Linked DNA regions of Homo sapiens: region 1 is linked to region 2. Evidence: chromatin contacts called from ENCODE Hi-C or POLR2A ChIA-PET data. All regions are on one chromosome and are shown on one strand. The core of a region is the stretch at or near the end of the contact, and the rest is flanking DNA. Distances in the headings are between cores, read along the strand shown. Region 1 has its middle 36 kb from the start of NHSL1-AS1. Region 2 overlaps NHSL1 (NHS like 1).

What was found. Hi-C counts contacts between places; a loop is a spot of excess contacts on that map. ChIA-PET counts read pairs that join two places held with the same protein, here RNA polymerase II (POLR2A). Pooled maps may share reads with other maps.
Region 1: a pooled map shows a loop between it and region 2 (2.5-fold over the local background). The contact joins two enhancer-like sites. A Hi-C loop is called at or near these places in 1 of 50 pooled maps. POLR2A ChIA-PET finds 5 or more read pairs at or near these places in 2 of 52 experiments (Caco-2 and GM12878).

The regions. Positions count from the first base shown.
Region 1 is chr6:138,652,760-138,657,833 of GRCh38, forward strand. It overlaps a transcript of NHSL1 not described here. Among named protein-coding and RNA genes, the nearest start is that of NHSL1-AS1, 36 kb to the right of the region's middle. Within about 2 kb of position 2,097, at least 3 of the 41 ENCODE cell types and tissues checked have a DNase peak (open chromatin) inside an H3K27ac peak, as active enhancers do.
Region 2 is chr6:138,426,722-138,431,941 of GRCh38, forward strand. It overlaps NHSL1 (NHS like 1), which reads right to left. Exons shown (of 8, transcript NM_001144060.2): 6 at 3,672-5,220; 7 at 2,990-3,122. Among named protein-coding and RNA genes, the nearest start is that of MIR3145, 6.0 kb to the right of the region's middle. RefSeq lists enhancers at 3,463-3,964, 3,965-4,464. Within about 2 kb of position 3,809, at least 5 of the 41 ENCODE cell types and tissues checked have a DNase peak (open chromatin) inside an H3K27ac peak, as active enhancers do.

The DNA.
Region 1 (5,074 bases), core at 847-3,346, 220 kb after region 2:
GAAAGGCTATTGTTTATGCACAAGTTTCACACTGTAGAAATATGAACACCTGCCAGATAATTAAATACACCCACATGCAGAATGTTCCATCACTTTTTAAAATTTTAATTACCTCCATTTATTATAATCACCAACAGGTAATTTTCTAAGCAACATAAGATCGGCACTGGGATTGAGGTTAGCTAAATAGTCTAAATTAGTTTAAGCAACTACTTTTGGATAATCAGTTGCACTTGTGCCCACTCACAGGGAGAGGCTGTTGAAATTCAAGGATTTCCTCTGCATTCTCTTGCCTGCAGAGCTAAACAGCTACCACAGAGTCAAGTTCAGTAACTGCACTGGAGCAAGGAAAAATTAAATTGCTCAGTGAAATTAAATTTAGTAGGGTGTAAAACTTCATTTCTTCATTCTGCACTCAAGACAATTTGACTTTCCACACCTATTATATTTCCAGGTCTAACTAGGTGACATGTATTTCTAAGCATTTAAGTTCCTCTTAAAAAGCCTTAGTCTTGGCCAGGCACGGTGGCTCAAGCCTGTAATCTCAGCACTTTGGGAGGCCGAGGAGGGTGGATCACGAGGTCAAGGGATCAAGACCATCCTGGCCAACAAGGTGAAACCCCGTCTCTACTAAAAATACAAAAACTAGCCAGGCGTAGTGGCATGTGCCTGTAATCCCAGATATGCGGGAGGCTGAGGCAGGAGAATCACTTGAACCCAGGAGGCGGAGATTGCAGTGAGCTGAGATGCCAAGATCGCACCACCACACTCCAGCCTGGCAACAGAGCAAGACTCCGTCTCAAAAAAAAAAGCCTTAGTCTTTAACCTTTCACAAAGTATTGTTATGATTGGCAACTTATTTTGTGAAATGCCACAATCAAGTATGAAACTGTTGCCTCAGGCAGGGCAGAAATAAACTGTGCCTTGAATAAATGTTTAAAGCTGAGATTCTCCATACCAGCATTCCATAGCTCAGAGATATTTCACATCACCACGCAGTATACATATGATATATGCATATATATGTACACAGAAACCCATATTCAAAACACAAATACATATGAAATGTTTCACGAAACATGTCTTACCCTTACTGTATGATACGCTCCAATATTTTATATTCTATTTCTTTGTTTACATTGCTCATTGTCCCTAATTTGATTTCACCAACCCAGTGATGCAGTAGCAACCACAGTTTGGAAAATACAGCTCCCTCTATGCAAATACCAATTCATAGTTCTTCATAAAATTTACTCCTGCCAATGAGGATCAGTGTGACACCCTGTGCAGATGGGACTAAAAAGACACTCCAAAGAGGTGACTGATTTGTAAATGAGTCTGTTTTTGAAACATGAAATAGGCAGCAGAGAATCCAGAGCAGACGAGCACTAACTGCATATCTAAGAGTAAATTAGTCATTTATCATTAAACTGAAAGTACTCTGTTGCAGACTTTTTTTGGACAGGAAAATGGAAATTTAAACAAGACTTTATTTTTTCTTAATATGCTTGCAAAAAAAATTAACTGATACTATCAAGTGTTGAAAAGGATGTGGGAAAATGTGTATGCTGTTATTAGGACTGCAATTTTGTACAGCCTTTTTGGAGAGTGATTCGAGAGCATCATTAAATTTTGAACATGCATATCCTTTGACCCAGCAATTCTTCTAGTTTGTGCTATGTTCTTGTACATGCAAACCAATAGATGTGTAAAGACACTGGCCATTGATAAGAAAATACTTAAGGTACAATCATATTTTTTAAATTATTTTAATTTTTTTAAAGAAATACTAAGAACAGCAGGTATTTCCATATCATTCTTTTTTTTTATGTGACAAATTCAATTTCTTTTCAGTACACATATCATTGTTTCTCAATGAGATGCTATTAGTATTCTGGGCCAACGATTCCTCCATAAAATGCTCCCACATATTTTGTTTTTTAAATCCCCAGGTAAGGGTGGTACCAGCCTTGACTGAAAAACAAAACAAAACAAAACAAAAAAAACACTATTCCATGTATACTGAGGAGAAAAGAATTTTTAAAAGCTGTTACGAGGTGGGGAAAAGCCAGTTGCAGAACAATACATACAGTATGATTCTAATTATGTGAAAAGAAACCACCCACGCTCTAAGGGGTGTGCACATGAATGATATGAGTCAGAGGATGTGTGAAAAGAGGTTGACAGTGTCTGCTCTATAAGCTTTGATTTTTAAGAATTTATTTCCATACTGGTGGATAATTTGATTAGGTTACAATATTTTATTTGGGGAAACTAAAATCCATAACATATTCACCCACTGAAAGTGGCTATTTGAAGCACTGGGAGTTGGCAGAGCTCTAAAACAAGGAGGGAAAGAAACTAAGAGGAATTAACATGTTCTAATGACATCCTTGACTCATAAAGTCCCTTTTCCTTCCTCACTAAAGTGACAAGTTCTGTAATACACTAATTGAGTTTCATAAAAATACAATTAAAAATATGGAAATTAAACAATAACACTACCTCTGTTTTATGTCCTGTCACCCTCTTCCCGCAGGACTTGTAGAAATGTTTCCTTTAACCTCCATATCCAGCTTGTGTTTCATGCTTCCTTTCACTATAGTTACCAACCGCTCTCCCGCTTGACCCAGCAGATTAGAAGCTCTTTGAGGTCAGAGGATATTTCTTATCATTCCCATCCACTGATCTCTTGCTGTCCATTCTCCCTAGAAAAGTAGCTGCTTCATAAGAAGCTGTGGAATGATGTTTTAAAAATCCGTGAAATAGACACCTAACTTGGCATGACTTTTAACTAGTTTACAACACTAAGATGAGTCAGAGAAAAATGGATCACATTCAACAGCAATAGTTGAAAACAAAATTACAATTGTCCTTTACTTGCTAATACAATGAGTATTAAGTTTATTTTCATAACTTTGAAACTAAAAAAAAATTTCAGCAAAGCCACATGAAGTACTACCACTTTGATGGGAGCAATTATTTCAAAAGGATTATATCCAAATAAAATCAACAAAATAATAAAAGCATAACATGGCATATACTGTTGTGCCAATCCAGTACCCATTGCCCTCTCTTTTTGTATTAATACAACACCAATTACTCTCTAGGGCAGCCGTGTGCCCTGATAAAAACACAAGACCCCCACCAAGGCAGCTGGAAGTTGACATACACAGTTCCGATGTGATGAAAGCAGAAGTCACCAGAAAGAGCTTACCTCCCCCAAAAAACCTCAGTCAGAGAAAGCCCTCCCTCTTTCCTCTTCTTTCTGCCTTCAATGGGTCCTGGACATGCCGCAGGCAACTCGTGACTCTGAGGAGAAACCCATGTGACAAAGACACAAACTGTGGATCTAAAATGCTTAAGCACCGGTCCTCGATGAAAGGAATGACTTCTTCTGGTATCTTTACAAACATGAATCTTTGGCACTGTGTTTCTAATGTCACCCAAGACCTCTGATAATTTGCTTATAAAACTTTTCTGAAAACTTACGAGTTTCTTTTACAAAATTACAGAAAAGCTCAATAAAATAAGAATTAAAAATGCATTAACTCCAATTTTATAAAATCTGGTTTTTCAACAGAACAAAATCTGTGTTGATTTTTCAGGTGCCTCGGTATGGGAAACTTCCTAAGATGTTGTTTTGGCTGTAAATCATGCGGCCCTCTCAGAGCAATGCATTTGTGTGATTTGCCCAATTATGCATGAGTACAGTCAGCATGGAAATCCAGTTCAAACTGCAGAAGATCAGCACCTGTGAGCTGAAATGTGCATGTGTATTTTACAGGGTGGAGGATAGTGAAGACAGATTCAAGCGATAATACATCAGGTTTAAATCTTCTATAAATGAGATTGGATTACTGCAGCTGATAAACATGGAAATGAGTAATTAAAACATGGTGTGTAAGGAAACATAAGTTTTCTTTGTGGTTGTCCTCGTAGGATAATTTGTGGTGCTGAGAACCTGCCTCGGGTTTCTTAATAATGTTTTCCTAGCTGGCTAATTAGGATGTGCTATTGATGTGATCCAAAAAAGCGTTCAGCTTCAAAAGAAGCTGCCAAAAAAGGGAAGCCTAAGTATATCCAAGCCTGGAGATGGAATGTCAATTTTATTTAGGGGTCAACTGCAGATGCAAATCCTCAGTGTGCCTGTGTCTATCACCTCATTACACATACGCAACTTTGGTTTCTCCCTTCTCATTCATATGTGGATTTATTATCTAGATCAGAGCTTCCATTTCCCCATAATATTCTAGATGCCCTTCAAGTCTCAGTAACAAGATCAATGAAAAGTGTGGTGCTAATTTTTCCCCATAGATAACGTATCATTAGGAATGCTTTCACCTGCAACAAAAAAAAAACCCCTGCATTGGGGTAAACAGACATTTTTTTTCCTCATGTAACAGAACGTCCAGTCTGCAGTCAGTCCATCCATCCAGGATTAGTGCAGCTGCTCAACAATGTCATTCAGGACCTGGCTCCTCCTATTTTGGAAGATCCACAGATCCTGGCAGGCTGTCAGCCCTAAAGCCAATGCTTTTTCTTTTAAATAGTAAGAATGATCAAACATGAAAACATTTATATTTCATTTCTCATAGATTTACCTTTTATTACACTTGTTAACATAGTAAAGAGAGGGAAGCAACACTAGGGCTGATTCACCTTGTCTGTATGAAACATTTCTTCAATTTCTGTCTGGAAGTTGGGTGCTTCTACAATATCCCTGAACTATTTGAAAAATGAACTAAATATAGGTAAGAAAAAAGAGTCTAGGCTGGGCGCGGTGGCTCATGCCTGTAATCCCAGCACTTTGGGAGGCCGAGGCAGGCGGATCACGAGGTCAGGAGATCGAGACCATCCTGGCTAACACGGTGAAACCCCGTCTCTACTAAAAATACCAAAAAAATTAGCCGGGCTTGGTGGCGGGCGCCTGTGGTCCCAGCTACTCGGGAGGCAGAGGCAGGAGAATGGTGTGAACCCGGGAGGCAGAGCTTGCAGTGAGCCGAGATCGCGCCACTGCACTCCAGCCTGGGCGACAGAGCGAGACTCCATCTCAAAAAAAAAAAAAAAAAAA
Region 2 (5,220 bases), core at 2,559-5,058:
AGCAGAGGCTGGGAAATGGTAAGGACCCAATACAGGGTCTGAAGGGTGGCCAGAGTGGACAGGGCACCAGACTCTTTGGGACTGCAGAACATGGCCTACCATACAGGTTTCATGGTCCCACTCAGTAGTTAACAAGAGCAGTCTGCCCTGATAAGAGTTAGGACCGGCTGACAAAACTACAGACATCCTAACATCTCGAAACTGTAGAGCTAGAAAAGACGTTAGAAATGGTCTAGTCCAACCACTTTGGGTTTCAGAAAAGGTAACTGAGAAAAGGTAACTTGTTAGTATGACAACTAGGACTTGAGCTTATAGCACATGGCCTCACCACTTACATGGTCTACTCCCCAAAGCAGCTCTGCTCATTTCATTCTTTTAGGTATTGGCTGGTGACTTAATTTGTAATTTAGATTTTAAACGGTGAGAGTATGCTGAGATCCATTAAACAAGTCACAACTAAACTTGAGTAAAACTATGACCTTTAATTGTAGACATAGAATTAAGAAAGAAGATGGGGTGACCAGCCTGAGCAACATGGTGAAACCATGTCTGTACTACAAATACGAAAATTAGCCGGGCATGGTGGCACACGCCTATAATCCCAGCTACTTGGGATGCTGAGGCAGGAGAATCATTCGAATCTGGGAGGCAGAGGTTGCAGTGATCCAAGATCGCGCCACTGCACTCCAGCCTGGGTGACAGAGTGAGTGAGACTCTGTATCAAAAAGAAAAAAAAAAAAAGGAAGAAAGATGGGATTTTATGAAAGCACTGTCATCTCTCAAGAGCAGGTGCCCACTAAAATAATTAAATCTAAATGTACAAATTCTTTGCATATACATACACAACACACACACACGAATATGTATTTTTAATGAAGAGAGCTATAAAAAGTGCTTAAACAGTTAACACTGATTTTAAAACTAATTACTTCAATAAATATAAAAACTTCACACCTCAACTGGTGTTCTACATTTTCCATCTGGCTTTAAATCTGAAGCGAATTAATTTGCATTATAAAATTTGGAAGCTGTGTTTCAACTTAGATATTCTTTATTTTAAATTATGAGCTTAAGCGCTGAAGGACATAAAAATAAAGCCCTAAAAAAGCACAGACAGTAGATGGATTTTTACTATGTCTGCTAATTTATTCTCAACGCTACAACAGAAATTAGCATATGTCCTCACTCTCTCTCTGCAATCCATTCCTAAGGCCTATTTGGCTTTGACTTCTCTCATACGTGCACTGAGTAACACCAACTGACCGATTTCTACATCTGCAGTCGATGTAACGTCCTAGTAAGAGAAACAACACATTTTTCGATGCCTTAAGAAGGTTGCCAAAATATAGAAGAGGCCTTTGGCATATTTTTGGGAAAAAATATGCAGTAATTTGGACCCACAACAGTTGGGTTTCCTCACTGGAACCAAGTATCGAGTACACAGAACAACCAGGCTACGCAAATCTTCTCTGTGGATGGCTATTATAAATAGACAGATATGCCTGTATATTTAGCAACCCAGTGCATTCCATACTAAATGAAATACTCTGAGTCTTGGAAGAATCTTCTAATGGTTAAATACCAGTTGGTTTCATTTAATTCAGGAAATATTTATTGAGTGCTTCTTATGTGTCTAGCGTGGTTAAGAGTTAGAAACATCTATGGGAACTTCTAGAATTGCCACTGAAGTTTCAAAGGATGCATCATTTATCATTTCTCTGTTTTGAGAAATAATTGGACAACCAGCTACCTTTTCACTTCTAATGAGACTGAAGAAACCAGTCCATGTTAAAAGGGGCAGTCTTTAGGATCTATTATACCAACACTAGAGGAGCGACGTAAAGAGCGTAATTCTTGACAAGAACATTAATTCACCGGCTTCGTTCCCCCCACACCAAGTTAGATGTTAATGTGTTGCATGAAGAGTTTCAGGTAGGTACAGCACTATGTTTTTCATCTTATGCAATAGTCTTTTCAGGGAGAGTCCAAGAATTGGGAAAGCAGTGCTGACATAAGATCATTCACACACAGAATCAAATGATTCTACAGGATGCTTTGTTTCAGGAGGTTAAAAAAAAAGAAAGGATCTTCATTCAGGGCAAAATAAGGCCTTGGCAGCATAAGGACATTCATTAGAGTTACCTGGAAATACCGTGGTAGAGAAGTCTAGAAGGAAGCAAAAGGTTTATACAGCATTACGGCTTAACGTAGTTGCACATATACAGTCATCAGCTTTTACGATGACACTGTGTGGGAGTAGTCAGCTGTTTCCAATCAGAAAAGTGATGCAGTAAGTAAAACTTCAGTGCTAAATCATATTTACTCTTAAAGGTGACCACATATAAAAAGTGTAACAGTTCAGGCCATTACTTTGAAAATTTTACCCTTTTTGTTTGTTTTTAAACCCAACGATTTCTGATGCCAGTAGATGGCACTAGTGGTATATTAACAAGCATAAGTCATTCTTTTGCTCCCGCTTAAAGGGCCGTACTCTTTTATAGAAACACTTAAGCAGCCAAAGAAATTGCTCTGTATAACTGTGGTTTTTCTGTAAAATGAAAAAAATTAGAATAAACTAAAACATCTTTAGGAAGAGAGTCCCATGGAGCTAGTCTGTGCATCCTAAGTCCACAGAACATAGCATTCCTCCTCCTGACTGCACTGTCAGTCACTTTAATCCGACTCTTGCTAATATACTCTGTCTTATGACTGCCACACTGCGCTCCTTGCCAGGAAGAGCAGCGCCTACCAGAACGTATCACATTGAGCCACTGTCCCCAATGTCATAAAAATCAGTGAGACAAAGTAAAACAGAAATTGGAGCCAGAGGAAATAAAACTGTAGAAACCCACTAAAAAATCAACAGTAAAGTTAAGGAGTTATGATTGGGTGACAGAAGAAACCTCAAGGAAGAAAAGTAAATTGAGGTGCTGCTTGGAAAGAAGGAATTACACAGTAGATTAAAGTCAGAGGAAGGAGTTTGAAATACCTGTGAATAGCTGCAAAAAGGTCTTCTGTGGTCCTGGGTCGACTGGGGGTCATTACCTCATCATTCCCGTCTTCCTTGAGGAAGTCACAGGCCTCTGAGGATGAACCGGCTGCGTTGGTCTCCGGCACCCCAGCTACAGAAGAGCAGGCAGGCATACAAGACGCACAAGTGACTGGAATTTCAGTCCTCAGCCAAGCTTCTAAATATGCTGCTTCCCTGCCATTCCCGACAATGTGAGAACCACAGGGAGATGCCGTGGGTCTGTAGTTTGATAGTTTACAAAGAAGGGAGGAAATGACACTAGCCTGAGAGCCAGAGCTCATTCTTTGTTAAAGTATGGAACGCCCATGGCATCTCTCTTAAATTTTGTTGCAACGTTTCTTTGCGCGGCTCTTCGGAAGGGAGGTGTTACCCATTGCTATTTAATACCCAGCCTGCTGCAGATCATCTCCATCCCCCTATTTTCTGCCATGCCTTTAGGTCTAGATTTTAAAAATAATAACAAAATGCAAAGTTGGTAACTTAATCTGTGTTTTAACACAGGAAGCCTACATACTGCTAGCTTTAACAGGAATCTGATCTACCTGGGTTCTTTCCACGTGTGAGCATTCAACAACCCTATCTGGTTCAGCTGCATATGGGCAGAGGGCACAGGAGAGAGAAGCCAGGAAGCCAGACTCACCTGCTCCGTCCTGTTGAGATAGGCAGCTCTCCCCATCGCCCCCAGTATCCGCACTGTTCTCGGCTGGCTCCTCCTGCTTGGGGGCTGGTGAGACATCAGGCTGAACCATGGGGACATTGGCTTCCACTCTGCTGGGAGACATGGATCCTGCAGCTCCTCCCTCAAGAACCGAGGTGCCAGGGTGCGTGGCATGAGAGCCAGCTTGGGCTGCAGAACTCTCTTTTGCCTCCCTGCTGTGCACAGAGCCCTCCTCTCCCGTCGTGGGGCTGGGCACAGCTCGGAGGGCTTCGCTCACGTTCTCTGCGGGCTCCACTGCAAAATCTTTCTGCGGAGGTGGTACCACCAGGAACAGTTTGGGCTTCTTGGAAATGGGGGGTGGCTTCCTGCTGGGTGAAGAGTCTGGGAGTGGGGTGGTGCTGGGGCTGGGCCGAGCCTCTGCCTCCCCAGCGCTTGGAGCTCCAGGGCTGCGGCTCACAGGGCCACCACGCTCAGCCGCACTGCCATGGTCACCCTGACTCGAGCTCTTGGCAGGCGTCGGAAGCGAGCTTGTCACAGAGGCAGGCTGGCTTTCACTCTCCATTTCATTTGTGCTATTTCGGGATTTCAGGAAAGCAGATGGCTTTAAGTGGTACTGTGGAGCAACTGGAGTTCGTTGTTCCTGAGCTGTTCGTTCAGACAACTGTGCCGCCTCAGCGCCTGAGTTCTTTCTCACGGGCCTCAACTGCACCATCTGCAATGCTTCCGTGGTTATCAGGGGCATGGGGGGCCTGCTGGTCTCCTCCTTGGTAGAAGGCGGCCTCAAGGATCCCCGGGAGGATTCTGGCTGGCCAGAATTTGTGAAAGGCGGCCTGGTGTCTTTCATGAATTTGGGGTCAAGAGGTGGGGCAGGTGGGGGTTCCGAGGAAGGTAAGAGAGGTGGGGGCAATGGCAAGGACACAGGTGAATCTGGAAGAATGGGGCTCAGTGCAGGGCGGGGAGGAGAAAGGCACCAATCAGGTGGGGAGCAGAAAGGAATGAGAGCTTCTGGCGGCGGAGGGGGGAACACAGGAGAGTGAGGCAGAGGAGAGCCCTGGGAGCAATCTGTGACAGGAGGTGGGGGAGGAAGGAAAGGAGACCTGTCTGCAGGACAAGGGAATGGAGGAGAGGGAACAGGAGGAGGAGGAGGAGCCGGGGGAGAGCCCACGGCTGGATCCAGCTTCTTCATAGTGCCACTTCCTTCAGTAGAAGTACTAGAAGAAAGAGAAGTGGACGATGAGGAAATGGATACTGAAGATATCAGAGAGGACTTCCTTTCTGGTACCTTGGGCTTGGGCTTCCCCTTCCCGTTTGCTGGTGACACTGATTTTAAAAACACAGGCACAGGGGTGAGTGCTGTGGGTGTATTCGACTGGCTGGAATACCCACTGGATGGAGAAATGACTCTGTGTGACTTCTCTGGTGACATGATCTTTGGTTTGACTGAACCACCGGGCACTTGGGGCATTGTGGCTCTGGACCCTTCTTGGACATGGCGGACTGGCCCGTTCCCAGTGGGCACCCCACTGCTGGT